Linked DNA regions of Mus musculus: region 1 is linked to region 2. A link is a loop called in an ENCODE intact Hi-C map of the cell type or tissue named here. Cell type or tissue: left cerebral cortex. All regions are shown on one strand. Each heading gives the region's core, and the rest is flanking DNA. Links, peaks and the distances in the headings are about the cores only. Region 1 overlaps Gm11998 (predicted gene 11998). Region 2 holds the start of Ikzf1 (IKAROS family zinc finger 1).

What was found. A loop is a pair of places that touch in the nucleus more often than their neighbours do. Peaks named below come from ENCODE experiments on the same cell type or tissue, not always from the same donor. Only the 100,000 strongest peaks of a DNase experiment are listed, where the experiment ranks them.
Region 1: a loop joins it to region 2, with 2.5 times the contacts of the local background. A loop is called at or near these places in 13 of 42 quality-filtered maps.

What each region holds. Positions count from the first base shown.
Region 1 is chr11:11,563,014-11,565,914 of GRCm38, forward strand. All of the region lies in intron 1 of Gm11998 (predicted gene 11998), which reads left to right. Among named protein-coding and RNA genes, the nearest start is that of Gm29945, 6.5 kb to the left of the region's middle. In left cerebral cortex, for the core only: no CTCF peak of the experiment used is centred there; DNase peaks (open chromatin) are centred at 1,448 and 1,982.
Region 2 is chr11:11,684,706-11,687,606 of GRCm38, forward strand. It overlaps Ikzf1 (IKAROS family zinc finger 1), which reads left to right and starts at 1,220. Exons shown (of 8, transcript NM_001025597.2): 1 at 1,220-1,763. It overlaps Gm11999 (predicted gene 11999), which reads right to left and starts at 930. Exons shown (of 4, transcript NR_166812.1): 1 at 585-930. In left cerebral cortex, for the core only: no CTCF peak of the experiment used is centred there; DNase peaks (open chromatin) are centred at 1,487 and 2,056; H3K4me3 peaks cover 1,340 bases.

The DNA of each region.
Region 1 (2,901 bases), core at 98-2,597, 120 kb before region 2:
TGCTGAAGGGGGACACTGGTGAGAGGGAACACTGGTGAAGGGGGACACTGGTGAGTGGAGTCACTGGTGAGAGGAGACACTGGTGAAGGGGGACACTGGTGAGAGAGGAAGCTAGTTAGGGAGACACTGGTGAGAGGGGACACTGGTGAGAGGGGACACTGGTGAGAGGGGACATTGGTGAGAGAGAACATTGGTGAAGGGGGCACACTAGTGAGAGGGCACTCTGGTAATTGGGGACACTGGTGAGAGGGGACACTGATGAAGGGGGCACACTAGTGAGAGGGGACTCTGGTGAGTGGGGACACTGGTGAGAGGGGACACTGGTGAGGGGAGACACTGGTGAGGGGGGACACTGGTGAGAGGAGACACTGGTGAGAGGGGACACTGGTGAGAGGGGACATTGGTGAGAGGGAACATTGGTGAAGGGGGCACACTAGTGAGAGGGCACTCTGGTAATTGGGGACACTGGTGAGAGGGGACATTGGTGAGAGGAGACACTGGTGAGAGGGGGACCTTCTCCTTTTTCTATTTTATTCTGAATCTCCCCCTTCGTAGAAAAATGCTCACAGACACATCTACAAGCAAACCCTCTGAGTCTTCTAAATCCCGTCAGGCTGAAGATGAAGCTGCACCATCATGCTATTACAATACCTGAAGAAGGAAAACAAAACTAACATTATTATTTGTCAGGAAGTTTCGGCACATGGCCTTAAGTAGCATCTCAGAATGACCAATCTGATTTCTAGATGCACAGTGCGATCCCTCTCCTTCTTCACATATCTGCACACACCCCTAAGCTTACACGGTTAACAAGTAAATACAAGAGTTAGATGAAAATCCCTCCCTCTCTTCTTTCCTCCCTCTGTCTCTCGCATCCTCTCCACCCATTCTATATTAAGAATCACTGAGCACCCACTGTGTGGCAAATGCTTTTAAATGATAAAGATAGAGATCTAAATCTCGTCTATGAAGGATTGAGAAAAGACCATGGGATCCTTTATGTCAGAAAAGCCTTTCTGGGGTGGATCTGTGTGGGTCCAGTGCCCTTTCTAGCCCCAAGTGAGTGGAACAACTCTAAGTTCAGGCAAATTTCAGAGGAATGTGAAGGCCAGGTGCTTACATGCCAAAAGGCCTCTTCCAAGGAGGAAGGAAGTGCTACCTCTGTCTTGTTTGAGGAACATTAAAGATGGGGGCCCCAAACTCAAAGGTCACCAGAAGAGCATGCTCAGTACTTCCTGGACCTAGCAGCAATGTGGCAGTGAGGGGCAGGGAAGGCAAGAAGAGAGATCAACGCATGGGGAAAGCTGGGGATCTGTGCTAGGCAACCCAGCTCCTCTTGGTTCCAGGCCAGCGCTTATCTCTAAATCAAGCTTGCATGAGGCCAGGATACATATCTTTCTGGGGCCTCCAGAGAGTTGGAAACCACATCCGTACCTTGGCTTCAACATGAGAGGAACTGCCCAGAGCTGGAGAGTGCCTGGTTGCTACCAGCTGCCTCCACTTCCTCCCAACAGTCACTGCTTCATGCAGTGGGATCTAGTTTTCTCCTTTTTAGCTGGGAGCAAGGCCTCCCTACTGTTATAGGCTTTTCCAGATGCACTTGGCTCATCTGACTTGCTCCTTGCCACCTACAAATCAAAGGCTATAGGAACTTAGTTGATATTCTCCGTAGCTGAGCAGTAGTACCCTCCCAGCTGTCTCGTCCCCACTCAGCAGCAAAATACAAGCAGGCTTTGGCACTGGCCCAGGTTGGAAGGGTAGGGTTGGAAGACTGCAGGCACATGGGGGACTGACAGGCCTGAGTCAGTCTGTCCTTACTGTGCTTTCCTCTCCCAGCATTCCCCATGCCCTTGCTCGGCTCCTTCGACTATGCCAGTATCAAGCACAGAAACACCACTTAAGCTAGGGAGTTGGGGCCCAGTCTCTAAGCCCAGGGGCATGTATAGTCTGTTTCCTGATTTGTAAAGCAGGGGGCAGTGCCAGGTTGAGTAAATGAAACAACTTACTGTTGACATTGCTGGGCTTGTAAGCACTGAATACACGTTGGCTCCTGGTACCCCTGGTCACTGACTGGGTTGTTTTAGGTGAGAAAGTGTTCATCTCTCATTTTTGTTAAAACTCTTGAAGACCTAGCCCTCATCCCTAAGTCTAGTGAGGCTTGGTGTGTACCAGCTCTGTGTTGAGCAGCAGAGGAGATCCCAGATCATTTTCCAGGGACCCCAAGCTCTCCCCAGAAGGCAGCTCTCGTCACCCGTCCTTCCTGGGGTTTGTGCTGCAGGAAGAGTTGCAGCTGTGTTCTCCAGGCCCCTCAAGCTCAGCTTGGTATATAAAGGAGCCAAAAAAGTGGGTCATGCCACTGAAAATTATCTCCTGGAACTGAGCCCATGTGGTGGCTTGCAGAAATTGTGTGTGTGTGTGTGTGTGTGTGTGTGTGTGTGTGTGTGTGTGTCCCTTTTCTGTTTAGGAACTCATGAGCATCCGTCCCAGGTAGCACAGGGACACCTTACAGGGACTGATATTTGGGTAGCACAGGGACTCCTCGCAGGGACTGATACTTGGGGCTCTGTCTGATGCTGCTTCTTTGGTCTCTACAGAAGAGTCATCTTTCAGCAATGCCGAGATGCAAGATGAAAGAGCAGCATTGGCCAAGTCTCCTTGTCTGCACTGACAGGTCTTTCTGCTCTTTTCTCTCCTCTGTCCCCTCCCTCCTTTTTTTGTATGAGCGACTTCTCTTTGCTGGGTAGTCAGAATCACCAAACCCCTTTTCTTTCCCTCTGGTTCAGCAGTTTTCCCATCTTGTTTCTCAGAGAGAGAATCTGTGAGTGCCATAGCAAGGCGGCCACTTTGGCAGGAATTTGATCCTTACCAGTTCTATAAGCTCCTGGGCATTCCCACAGTCTC
Region 2 (2,901 bases), core at 166-2,665:
AACCTATCCCTTTGAGGCCCAGAGCCTTCCTCCCAAACACTATAGCTGCCTGCACTCCTCTCAAGGGTACTCCAGAGTTTTATTTTGTGCCTTTCTAAGTGGTTTTGAAAAGTGGTGAGGCAAGGCCACCGCCACCCCCACCCTACCCAGGCAGGGACACCAGGCAGTGTGTATGGAATTAAAGATTCTCCCTCTGTGCTCAGGGTTAACGCCTGTCTGGCCCCCTTCGGGTGTGGCCCAGCTAATCAGAAAGACGATGGGCTCTTTGTAGAGTGTGAGCACCATCAGAGGCTGCAGTCCTGTCTCTACGCAGGCACTCCGTGCCTGACACGCCAGGGAGAGGTCTGCGGCGCCGTGGAGCATGGTGTAGGATTGCCTTGCTCCCACCTCTGTCCATAGACCCCTTCCACGCTGGCGTGTGCACACAGGCCGGGATGGAAGGCGCCATCCTAACTTCTTCTGTGAGCAGGTGGGAGGGAAGAGACGCGAGAGGTATTCCATTGGTTGTCTGGGAAAATGAACTGCACCTTCTCCTCACTCGCACAGGATCAACTTTTCCCACCCCCTAGGGTGGGCATCAGTACCTTGGGGTCTGAGCCCGAACGTGGGAGCCCACGGGTCCCAGTTTCAGGGACTCGGCTGTGCGCTTGCAGCGGTTGCTCTTAGACACCGGGGAAAGTGCCTTACAGTGTCCCGTGTTCCCCGACTGGGCGAGTGAGCCTGTGTCCCGACCGCCCGGCTGTCCCGGCTGTCCCGCGCGTGGCGCTGCGGCAGGGAGGCCCCTCCCCCTCCCCGCCGGCCCCGCACGTGCCGCACCCCTGCGGGTCGAGCGCGGGTCCCGCAGTGGCGCGGTTGAGCCGGACCGGCCCGCGGGCAAAGCGCGGGCCGCCGCATCCCGCGCGGGGCAGCGGCGTGATGCTGCGCTGGAATGAGGAAGCTTGGCGCCAAGGGGAGGGCCCGGGCGCGCTGCGCGCGGGGGTGGCGGCGGCGCGCCGAGCGGGCCCGGCGCGGGCGAGCGGGCTGCAGCCGCCGGCGGCGCCAGCAGGTACGGCCGGTGCCCGCCGCCGCCCGGCTACCCTCGGCGGCCGGGCCCGAGCCCCGTGCGGCTGCAAACTTTGTGTGCGCGGCCCGGCGGGTCGCGGAGTTGCCGTCTGAAGGCGGGACCCGAGGGCGGGCGCGGGACGGGAGGGTGCCTCCCTCTGACCCGCTCAGTGTCCCCGTCAGGGTCCCGAAGCCGCGTGCCGTGCGCGCAGGCCGGGTGGGCTGTGGGACAAGCCGAGCGGGAGGCGAGTCGCAAGCGCCAACCCAAAGTTTGCACGGTGCGGGGCGAGGGGCGCGCGCTCCGGGCTGCCGCAGGTGGCGGCGCGGTGAGCCCGGGCCAGGTGCCCCGGCAGCGGGGCGGCGCTGTCGTGCGGGACAGCCGGGCTGCCAGGGGCTCGGAGCCGGGTCGGAGCCCGCGGGGGGCGGGGAGTGTGGCGAGAAATGGGGAACAATGCGAGTGAGCAACTTGAGGAAGTCATTGTGAAAGAAAGCTGGGAATTGCTCCGCAGCCAACTTAGCAGGGCACTCTAACAAGTGCCTGCGCGGCCGCGCCCGGGCCGGGGACAGGGGCAGCCCGGCGCAGTACAGCCCATCCCGGGACGCTCGGCCGCGGCTGCCGGAGACCCGGTAGGTCCCGCGGGGTGCAGGAGCCCCCAGATCCCCGGCTGCTCTTCGCGCCCCAGGATCATTCTTGGCCCCCAAAGCGCGGCGCACAAATCCACGTGAGTGTTTTCGAATTAAATTTCAGTAGAAAAACTTGGGATAACTGGTGGATTTTTGTTTTTGTTTTTTTCAATTAGGAATAGGAAAGAAAGGAAAGTCATTCGAAATCCATAGTGTCCGTGTCGCTCACGTCTATCTTTTTCTTTCTGAGGACTGTGAGAGCGTTGACTTAGGTCAAAGCCTCTGCCTTTTTAGGCTGGGGCTGCAGGTGCAGACCAGGCCAGTTGAGGCACTTCTGAGTAGCCCGGGGTCCCACGAAGAGAATGTCCTGCTTTTATGTTTAGGTTTATATCGACATATCTATCGAGATTACGGAAGCCAGCGTTTTCAAACTCATGAGTAAAGACTTTCCTTATTTTCGATGCGAGAGCTATTTGCTTTACTGATAAGATCCTGTCTGAGTTTGCTTTGTGCAAAACAAAAATGATCTGAGTATTGAAACACATACTTTTTCTCATCGCACTGTCTGATCACAGGTCATGAGACTATCGCAAGGAGACCCTGTTATCAAATAGGCATCAGGACGCTTGCACATTATTTGAAATGTGCTTTTTAAAATTGCTAAGCATCACTGGTGATTCCCAAGGTATCTTATGAGCCTTCGATTTCCTTCTAATTTGGAAGTGCAGGATATGGCATCTGGTGACCCAAAGGGGCATCAATTCAAAAGGTCTGAGCCAGAAATATTTTCTGTTTTCTTTCGGGCAGGAGCCCACCCAGATTGAATTTTAATGTGCTATTTTGCTCAAGTAACCCACACGTAATTTCTCTCCCTGCTGCAGACAACCTATTTCATCTTTGAGCTGCCTTGTTTTAAACTTACAGAACCAAACTGGTGTTAGGGAAATAGCCCTTTACTGGTCCAACCTACCTGTAGAAGAATTTTTTTTTTTAATGTCGAAAACGTATAATATATGTATGTATATATATATATATATATATATATATATATATATAAAATATTTTTTCATAGACATTGAAATGCTTTTAAGAATTGGTTCGTTTGGGGTTCTGAATTGAGAGGGGGGTGAAGTCAGTAAGAAAATCCCAGAGCCTGCTTCAGTTTCTTTGTTTGAAGATATTTGTTCTATGAGATTGAACTCATTCTTTTTTATGGAATTTTCAAAGTAACAATTA